Linked DNA regions of Homo sapiens: region 2 is linked to region 1. A link is an interaction called in ENCODE POLR2A ChIA-PET data of the cell type or tissue named here. Cell type or tissue: MCF 10A. All regions are shown on one strand. Each heading gives the region's core, and the rest is flanking DNA. Links, peaks and the distances in the headings are about the cores only. Region 1 overlaps HSD17B12 (hydroxysteroid 17-beta dehydrogenase 12). Region 2 overlaps HSD17B12 (hydroxysteroid 17-beta dehydrogenase 12).

Evidence for each region. Peaks named below come from ENCODE experiments on the same cell type or tissue, not always from the same donor. Only the 100,000 strongest peaks of a DNase experiment are listed, where the experiment ranks them.
Region 2: POLR2A ChIA-PET joins it to region 1 with 6 read pairs; 2 of 35 experiments call an interaction of 5 or more read pairs at or near these places.

What each region holds. Positions count from the first base shown.
Region 1 is chr11:43,828,284-43,833,672 of GRCh38, forward strand. HSD17B12 (hydroxysteroid 17-beta dehydrogenase 12) reads left to right here. Exons shown (of 11, transcript NM_016142.3): 7 at 2,693-2,727. LOC107984328 (a long non-coding RNA gene) reads right to left here. Exons shown (of 2, transcript XR_001748197.3): 1 at 5,327-5,389; 2 at 650-3,307. Among named protein-coding and RNA genes, the nearest start is that of ALKBH3, 50 kb to the right of the region's middle. RefSeq lists an enhancer at 2,178-3,377. In MCF 10A, for the core only: no CTCF peak of the experiment used is centred there; a DNase peak (open chromatin) is centred at 2,828.
Region 2 is chr11:43,763,877-43,769,265 of GRCh38, forward strand. All of the region lies in intron 3 of HSD17B12 (hydroxysteroid 17-beta dehydrogenase 12), which reads left to right. Among named protein-coding and RNA genes, the nearest start is that of HSD17B12, 86 kb to the left of the region's middle. In MCF 10A, for the core only: no CTCF peak of the experiment used is centred there; no DNase peak of the experiment used is centred there.

The sequences.
Region 1 (5,389 bases), core at 302-5,301:
AGGCGCCCGCCACTACGCCCGGCTAATTTTTTGTATTTTTAGTAGAGACGAGGTTTCACCGTTTTAGCCGGGATGGTCTCGATCTCCTGACCTCGTGATCCGCCGCCTCGGCCTCCCAAAGTGCTGGGATTACAGGCGTGAGCCACCGCGCCCGGCCACTTTTGTCTACTTCTTAGGAAAGAATTAAAATTGTTCGCTATACACTTTTGGAAACAGTCCCAATGGGGAAGAAAATGGGTCTGGAAATCATGTTTACTACTACTTGTCTAATATTCTTAACCACTGAACTTGCAAGTTATGGTAACCTTTTTTTAGAAGTGTGTTAAGAGGAACAAAAATTTTTCTGGTGCAGCAATTATCACCTGCAGATGGCCTAATATTAGCATTGAGTTAACTCCAGAAACAGCCTGTGAGCTGTGAAATGGAGTTCAGATAGATAGTGACAATTCACAGAAATGCCTGGTATATTCATATAAATAACCAAATATCAAGATACCAGCTGATGCTTACAGATAACTCTACTAATAACTTAGCTAAAAATCCTATAAAAATTTGGTGTTAAAGAAAATTTAATTTGATCTGAATATAACGAAGCCTCTTAACTAATGCGTAGAATATTAACGATTTGTATATACATACTCATATAAAGAAGGCTTGAAATTCAATTTATTGTGACTTATAATCTGATTAGAAGGAAAGATAATTTCATTATAGATGAAGGCATTAATCAATTTGATAAAAGCATGCAGATTTCAGGTTAAGTTTTCTCAGGCTTTTCATTGTTATTATTTGACAGATTAAAAAAAGATGTTACATTTTATGACAAGGACAGAGAATTTAGAGTCAGAATGTAAAAGGAGGAGCTCATGAGCTATGAGAAAGAAATTAACTTTTGCAGGGGAGAACTTGTGTCTTTGCTGATGAATCCTCTAGTCGTTGAGCATTCAGCAAATATTTCTGGCCTTTAATAGCCAGGCATTGAAATCAGTGTTTATGTCAAGTTATTAAAACTTCTTGAGTTTTAATTCATATATATAAAGAATATATTTTGAACATGTCCCTACATAAAAGGCCTCTTGATGAAGGAAACATTTAATGTTTAGCATGCCATGATATAATTTTGTAAGTATGGTTTTATGTTATGGGGTTTTGTTTTGTCTCATGATTTTCTAGATAATTTTTGCCATTCAGAAAGCAGACATTTAATATATACATGACATGCATATGGTATAAGGGAAAAAATAGCTCCTGATATTCCCCCATCTCCCTGCCCCCAATATTCCAACTGGAAATAGAAGAGGGACTGTTTAAGAGAGCCAAACAGGCAGTGGCTACCCCTTCTGGACTCCACTTAGCTGCTTTATAGTTAACAGATCTCATTTCCTTAATACAAATGCGCACGCACACACACAGACACACATACACCTGGGTAAAGACATTTTTATTACCAGTCTCCTTCCTTATTCTGTTTCTGGTGATCTCAGAACTTTGGAGAACTGAATTATAGCTTCCCTTCACAAAATGCTGGGGGAACTCTTTATAATACTTTAGCTAAGCATTATGGTCCCTGATGAAATGTGCTAAATAAAAAAAAAAAAGTTTTCAAATACTGTTAGGGTTTTGTATAATCTATCCTTTACAATAAAATACCCACCACTGTTAATATGCCTGATGTACATCTGTACTACCATACAAAGCTGTTCATAATACATCTGGATTGGATGTTCACATAGCAGAATTTACCTTGTTAAATCTGGCTGGCATTTTATTTCTTCAGAATATTTCTAGGAAAACAAAATTCCCTTCTCATCAGAATGCTGTCTACTTTAATTAATATGAAGTATTATTCAAGATAGAAACAACAAAATTTCTATGCTTAGCATGCATTGAAACCTTATTATTACAAAACAGCATCTGTTTCTTAGAGAATTGATGATATCCAGGAGTCAGAAATTCACGTTACAGCCTCGGTATTTAACTGTGAGGTGATTTTGACTAAACCATTGGACTTCTGAACTTTTCTTGGTTAATAATATATCAAAACAGAGTTTAAAAATAGCCCCTCTCATTATATGTATTTAGTCAACAATTATGGAGTCCTTAAAAAATGCAGATGTCACCTTTTCATGTTGGTTACTAGAGATCACATCTTAACTCTCTTTAAGGATGAGTTTTACTTACAGCTAACTAGACCAACAAGAGAAATGAATGTGAAGTTACACTTACTCTTTGCCAACCTACCACTTTATCGTATTCTTTTAAAGACTTTTTTTGGCTGGAAAAGTTTATGTGAGCTCTTGAGGTTAGAAAGCTTAAGTCATCTTGGTAGGCAGGATATTTCTTCTGATAACATATATTCTTTTCTGAGAATGCATTTTGGGAAATGTAGATTTTCACTGTAAATCCTTCATTGTTTGAAGAACTCTGTGCCAGTATTACATTTCAGGCAAGACTAATTTTAGCCAGGTTCATTAAAGTATTCCCTGTGTTCTCTCCAGTAATTTCAGCTGGTTCCTTTTTATGCCCTCTTGACACAGTCACATTCTACAGTGTACAGAAAATAACCTGCTGTCTGTAGAAGTGGTGAATGGTTTCATGATTCCCTTCTTTTTAGTGTGGGTGAGTTTTCTTCACTCTTTTTCTGTTGCCTGCATCCTTGGCCATCATGAATGTTTTGCTTTCTCTCTTGCAGATGACACAATTGGTACTGCCTGGCATGGTGGAAAGGTGAGTCACAAGCTCACATACAAACACTGTGGAAGCAGAGCTCATGATTATTTAGAGGGAGAATCCTTGCTTTGAAAAAATCACTGAAGTGACTAATGAACCAAGCCTCCATGTCTTAGCCACAGAGTGATGTACCAGGCGAGTCACAGTAGAGCATGAGTCATCGGTGGTGGAGGCCTTTTCCACTCGATTCCCTTTTTATTTCTCTCTCTAGGGTTGTAGTGGTTCCTTTAGATCAGGATGAAAAAGCCTGCCTGAGTCACCATCACTAACTCAATTGCCTACTATTCTGAGGGGGCGGATAGAGTTCCTGGGATATTCCCGGGAATACCTTCTTAAAGCTGTATTCTCTCAAAGCCAAAATCAGTGGAGTTGGATGAAGCAAGACCTCTTCCTCTGGTTTTTCACTTTTTACTGGGAGAATGGCTGTTATATAAAGTGATTATAAGATGTCAAACCAACCCTTGGAGGAAAAGGCAATGTCCACTCGCCCCATCTTTGTTCCAGTTTGAATTGGTTCTGCTAGTACATGCCGAATGTCTTCATTTTGATTGAGAAATATGTTGTAGATTTCTGTTATCTGAAATAGCATGAAGTGTAGAATTGTAATTAAGCTGTTTCTTCCTTGGAAAAATCTGAATGATGTCTAGGCCTTCAAAGAAAAGCTGCTAAAAAGATTTGGGCTTGCATCCTGAGCTAGCTCGATCATTTGCTGAATTTAGGGCATCGTAGTCATCTTTTTTTCTGCAAAATAACTATGAGTTTGGAAGAGACCCAGAGGAATCACAGCTTTGAAAAGGGAAGACCCAAGGACCCTACTTCTGTTAGGAAACCTCTATGACCTACTCCAGGCAGGGATTACAGCTTATGTTTATTGAGTATATAGTAAGTGCCAGGAACTTAGTAAGTGTTAACTCATTTAACTTTGATAGCCTCCCACCATTGTACAGATGAGGAAACTGAGGTTAGGAATCCATTTGTTGAGCATCTACAGGGACTAGTTAAGAAACAGTTTCTCAGCAAAGCTCCTTGTAATCCCATTTTATATACACTATTTTGTGTATTTTAATTGTTTTATTTTAGTAACACTTCCCTTTAAAATCTTCAAACTGCCTATTGTTAGGTGCCAGTGGGAGTGGACCCCTGATGGTCAGATATATAAATGGCAGTGGTTAGACCAGACCAGAACCCTAGAAGATGGTAGAGTTGGGGCAAAGTAGAACCCAGGAGGGATTAAATTTGGGCCATCACCTTAATCCTAGTTTTGACATCTGCAGGTAACATGGTATTGGTTCAGAATAGTAAATCTATCCATTAAAAAAGAAACACTTATAAACCACAGAGGTATTGTAAAAGGAATTTTTAATTATGTTGATGAAAACCATATCAAAAGAGATAATGGTTGCAAAATCATTTTACAGCATAAAGTCTTAGAGTCAAAGAGTCACAGAAATCCAGTGCATTAAATTAATTGACAGTAACTTCCCTCCTTTGACAGATGAAAAAATAGAGGCCCAAAGAGATGGAGTGCTATGAAGCTATACAGTTAGTAAATAATACAAAACCAAGAAGCTGGGAACTTCACTGCTATCTCTGTAGACCTGACAGCCATGATCACAGCTGGAGCATTACATAAAGGCAATGCAAAAAAGGAGAGTCCATCCATTCAATAGGCATTCATTTAGTCAAGCGTCTCAAGGATGAGTTGGATCCTTGCCTTTTAAGAAATCAAGTTGAAGCTGGGCGCAGTGGTTCACGCCTATAATCCCAGCACTTTGGGAGGCTGAGGTGGGTGAATCACTTGAGGCCAGGAATTCAAGACCAGCCTGGTCAACATGGCAAGACCTCATCTCTACTAAAAGTACAAAAACATTAGCTGGGCGTGGTGGCACACAGCTATAATCCCAGCTACTCAGGTGGCTTAGGCACAAGAATCACTTGAACCCTGGGAGGCATTGGTCGCAGTGAGCCAAGATAGTGCCACTGCACTCCAGCCTGGGCAACAGAGCGAGACCCTGTCTCAAAAAAAAAAAAAAAAAAAAAAGGAAAGATCAAGTTGATTTTAAACTGAGGTTGAGAAATGGTGGGAAGTTTTCAGAAGCTATGACTGAACCTGACACCACATTACCATTTTGATACGTCTTAAGAGCTAGTGAGAAATATATGTGGATGTTATGAATCAATACTTTTGGTTAGGAAAAGGAACGTCTATGTCTACTTGAATTAAAGAACTTAGTTACTAGATGTGTCAGTCAAGGTAAGCTACCTGCTGAAACATGCCACTCCCAAATCTCAGTGGCTTAACACATAAAGGTTTACTTTTCCCTCCCCTCTCTACCCGTCATTCAGGATCTGAGGCTCCTTCCATCTAGGGGCGTCATCATTTTCTAGGGTCTTGGAGTTCTCTGCATCCAGCTGACAGATGAAAGACAAGAGAGTAAAGATGGTTTTAAGGGAAGTTTCACTTCTGCCCACATTTCATTGTGCAGAACTCAGTCACAGGCTACAACTACTGCACAGAAGGCCAGAAATATTAGCTGTATGCCCAAAGAGGAGAGAAAAATTCCAAGTTAGCAGATCATATTGAAAGCATTCTTACCTTACATATTATAAGTGGTTTCATTATAGCCTGCTCTTTACACCATCCCCAAATGGCTTATTT
Region 2 (5,389 bases), core at 282-5,281, 64 kb before region 1:
GAATTATAGATATTATATTTAAGTTGACATTGCAGAGCAACATGATCATTGTTGATACCACGTTTGTCCAAGAGGTGATATTTGAAAGTTTTCCACAGATGGCGTGAAGAGTTACTTAGTTTAAATGATTTGGGGAATGTCTGAAGTTCACAAGTGTCAAGCCTTGGCATTATATTTCATACTGTGATAATATCAGAAGATATATAGCTATTTTTAAAATTAAAGTTATCAAACCAGTTTTAATTTGGTTAGGGATTTACCTTAATTAGGAGTGTAATGTGAAACTTGGATTCTTATATAACTCTGAATTTATTTACCAATATTAGAAATGTTTCAAAAGTTTATGTTAGTACATTTTAAAATAATGACTAGTTGTTAGCCAAATATCTGAATTTTAAAAACTATCACTGTTTGAGCTGGCCATTTCTGTGGGGAATGATTTGTCTGAGATTGCCAGCACATTTAAAGCCTCAGAAGTTTTGTCCTTGTCTAATAATTTTGAGTTTTTTTCTTCTTAGATTTAAATAAGCACTTACTAAGTCTCTATAAGCTATCCAGAACAGGGGCTTTTCCAAATTTGAAAGAGAGAATTGATGGGCAGTATTGTTCACGTCTTCTGTATCCTTATTGGTTTCCTTTCCACTTTCTCCATCAATTATTTTGAGAGGGGCAATGAAATCACCGACTATAATTATGGATTTGTCCTTCACAATTTTTCTATTTATCTGTTATTAGGTGTATTAACATTTAGAGTTGTATGTCCTCTTGATGAATTCACTCTTTATCATTATGGAATGACCCTCTTTATTCTTGGTAATAATCTTTGCTCTGAAATCTACTTTGATGGAAATTTACTTTGTCTAGCTTTCTTTTGATTAGTGTTAGCATGGCATTTCTTTTTCCTTTAATCTATAAGTGCTTTATATTTTAAATGGGTTTCTTATGGACAGCATAGAGTTGATCTCGCTTTTTTATCTAAATTGATGGTTTCTGCCTTTTAATCGGGGTCCCCAGACCATCTACATTCAGTGTCATTATTGATTGAGCTAAAACCTACCAATTGCTTTTTGTTTGCTATTTATTCTGTCTGTTCTTTGTTCCCTTTTTCATTTTTTCTGCCTGCTTTTGAATTGCATGCTTTTTATAATTCTAATTTTATTTCTATCCTCGGTTTGCTGACTGTATATCTTTTTTTCTTTCTTTTAAAAGTCTTATATTTACATACATATTAACATTTCTGATGCTCTTCATTCTTTTATGTAAATGATTTCAATCAGGAATCTTTTATTTCCCTTTTCCCCTGTCTGAAGGTCTTCCTTTAACATTTCTTGTAGTCTGGTCTGCTGATGATTCATTCTTTTTGTATATCTGAAAAAAAAACCCTTTACATTTGAAAGGTATTTTCTCTGGGTATAAAATTATAGATAGATGGTTTCTTTTTGTTTTCTGGTACTTAAACTACTTTGCTTCACTGTCTTCTGGCTTGCATTGTTTCTGATAAGAAGTCAGCTGTTATTCTTACCATTTTATCACCATGCATAATGTGAGGTTTTTCTCTTTTCTGGTTACTTCTAAGATTTTTCTCTTTATCACTTAAGTTTTTTTTTTTTTAATTATTATTTTGCCTCTTCTTGTAGTTTCCCTACTTGGAGTTTGTTAAGCTTAAATTTAAGTGTTCATAGTTTTCGGATAGTTTCTTCATCTCACACTCTTTTTCTGGGACTTTAGTTACGTATATATTAAGTTGTCTTAACCCACTGATGCTGTCTTTAGTTTTTATTTGAGTTTCTTTTCTCTCTGTGTTTCATTTTTGGACAGTGTTTATTTATATGCCTTCACATTCACCAACGTTTTTTTCTGCAGTGTCTAATCTGCTGTTAATTCTGTTAGTGTATTTTAAATCCAGACATTGTCCTTTTTCTCTCTGTATTAAAATTTCTGCCAATTTTATATCTTCTACACCTTTTCTTTTTTTGAGACGGAGTCTCACTCTTTTGCCCAGGACGGACTGCAGTGGCACTATCTCGGCTCACTGCAAGCTCTGCCTCCCGGGTTCACGCCATTCTCCTGCCTCAGCCTCCCGCCACTACAGGCGCCCGCCACTGCGCCCGGCTAATTTTTTGTATTTTTAGTAGAGACGGGGTTTCACCATGTTAGCCAAGATGGTCTCGATCTCCTGACCTTGTGATCTGCCTGCCTCGGCCTCCCAAAATGCTGGGATTACAGGCGTGAGCCACCGTGCCCGGCCTCGCCTTTTCTTAACGTGCTCACTCTCTAGTTTCTTGAACATATAGAATATATCTATCATAATTATTTTAATGTGTTTAGTGTTTTGTCTACGAGTTCCTCAATTAGTAGACTACTAATTAGTAGACAGACTTGACTGCTGGGCTCTATCTGAATTCCTCTTCTCCTCATAATGGTCTAGAAAATCTCTCCAGACTATAAGCTAGGGTCATAGGGCTCACCTCATTTGTTTTCTTTCTCTTAGGGACTTCTGTCATGCATTCTTTATTGTCCAATGTCTGGAAACCATTGCTTCATATATTTTGTCCATTTTTGTTCAGGCTGGTCAAGTGATGTCCAGTTTTTTAGTTTAAGGCCAAGGAATAAATCTAGTCTCTGTTACACCGTCATGGCCAGAAGCAGAAGTCCCTCTCCCCTCCTTTGTTAACCATCATAGATTTCCTGGTAAATATTACCATCATTGCATGTGTCCATAAATGTTTGGTCTACATCACACTTTTAAAGAGAGACAAGGACACAATTCTTTTGTATTTCGTTGTACCAGGCCTAGCATGGTTTAATGGGTGTGGGCACTTAGTAAGTATTGTTTTGGTGACTGAAGAACTACTGTGAAACTTCCTCATGTTCTTACTCTTGCACAGAAAGATATTTTGAAATTTAGCTTATGGTCCAATTTTGGCACACATGGTTTTTTAAGCCAATATGAGACCATGTTGTAAAACTGTCTAACTAAACGTTTTCTCTAAGTGTAGCTTATTTCAACTTCATTACTGTTTGTTACCAGTCGTTTACTCTGATAGAGAAAAACATCTGTAATATGGGTGGATATTTTGTTAAAAATGTAGCATACCCACCAATTAGTTGGCCCAGCTAAATTAGCATGTGTTGGTCTGCATCTCCAATTAAGGCAGCTGCTTGAATGTTGCTGTTCTACAGCTGGCATTAGGGATGTGGGAGTGTACTCCACCGTGGCCAGACACTAGCTGTACCTCTCAACATATTTGCCTATGTTTGTATGGTTTCTTTAAAACAGTAAAGGGTCTTTCCAATTGGATTATTGATGGTTCAGTGACTTTTGTGTAAAAAAAAAAAACACTTTTTTTGGTTGGGAAATGTGGGACCAAGGTGTTATTAAATGAGTACCATTTAAGTAGAGAATGTTTCGCCTCCCACTTTTAAAATTTGGTTGTTGTTCTAAGTGGATAATTGGAATTTGAGGTACAACCTTCAGCTATAAAAGAATTTGTAGAATGGCATATTCTTGGAAACATTTATAAAATTTAGTAGTTTTATGTGGGGATTGCTTCCTTTCTTATCATGAAAAGAAAGTACTTTGAAACTTTTATTGAAAAGGTTCACTTTAACTTGATTTTTCCATCAAGTGAAGTTAAATATTTTCTTGTCAATTACCAGTTGTTTTGATCATCTTATTTTGCCATTATTTATTAAATGCATATTTTTGTTACATGCTAATTTTTAAAATAACTACAAACCAATTAGGTAATTTAAATGACCTAGCGTTATGTCTAATACTAGAATCAAAGAGAAAAGGAATTCATTAACACCAATAGGAATTTTCACATATTTGAATTATTTCATTTCTTTGCTATTAAAAGCCAATAGAATTAATATTTAACAACACCAGGCCACTAAGAATAGAAAAAATGATATGGAATCAACTTTTAATGTGCTTTCATTCTGTTTAATGCTGTAGAGATGTACAAAATCTAAGACGCAATCATTCTGCAATACCTGATGAAAGTATTAAGTCACAGATGTAAATACATTTAACTTTTATGGAACACTTAATCATATTCAGGCATGTTTGGAAAACATACTCCTCACATGATTTAAAAGGCATCTCTGTTTAGGAACTGCTGATGGATCAATACTCTCATTTTATAAATATGAAAACGAAGTCTGGGGAGAGACCAACTCACATCCAGTGAATGGCACAACTAACTGAGTTCTAATCTTTGACTTCTTGTGCTGTGTTCTCCGTGACTCCATGCTTTTAAGTGTACTTTAAGTATTGTAGGTGGGTAACTGAATAACTTTTGGAAGGTGCATCCCCAAAACGTAATGTCAGAATTACATCACATCAACAGATAAAACACAAACTAAATTAAATTTGCAGCATGACTATGTTTGAATGCAATTGCCTGTTGGAGTTATTATATTATTTAATTGATATATACAATAATTTTTCCTTTTTAAGACATAGCCATGCCCTTGTATTCATTTATTTAGAGACAGAGTCTCACTCTGTACCCCAGGCTAGAGCACAGTAGCACAATCTTGGTTCACTGCAGCCTCTGCCTCCTGGTGTGTCCAGAGTTGGTTCCTTCTGGTGGGTTCTTGGTCTCACTGACTTCAAGAATGAAGAAGCCAAAGAGGTTCCCCTTGAGTGTTATATAGCGCTTAAAGATGGTGTGTCCAGAGTTTGTTCCTCCAGATGGGTCCAGAATTTATTCCTTCTGGTGGGTTCATGGTCTTGCTGACTTCAAGATTGAAGCCACAGACCTCACTGCGAGTGTTACAGCTCTTAAAGGTGGTGTGGACCCAAAGAGTGAGCAGCAGCAAGATTTACTGTGAAGAGTCAAAGAACAAACATTCCACAGCACAGAAGGAGACCAGAGCGGGTTGCCGTGGCTGGCTCTGGTGGCCAGTTTTTATTCTCTTATTTGGCCCCGCCCATGTCCTGCTGATTGGTCCATTTTACAGAGTGCTGATTGGTCCATTTTAAAGAGTGCTGATTGGTCCATTTTTACAGAATGCTGATTGGTGCATTTACAATCCTCTAGCTAGACACAGACTGCTGACTGATACATTTACAATCCTCTAGCTAGACAGAAAAGTTCACGAAGTCCCCACCAGACTCAGAAGCTCAGCTGGCTTCACCTCTCACCAGGTTCAAGTGATTCTGGTGCCTCAGCCTCCCAAGAAGCTAGGATTACAGGGGCCTGCCACCACTCCTGGCTGATTTTTGTATTTTTAGGAGACACAGGGTTTCACCATATTGGCCAGGCTGGCCTTGAACTCCTGACCTCAAGTGATCCGCCTGCCTCAGCCTCCCAAAGTGCTGAGATTATAGGCGTGAGCCACTGCCTCACTGCCTTAAATATGCTGGCCCCTACTGTGT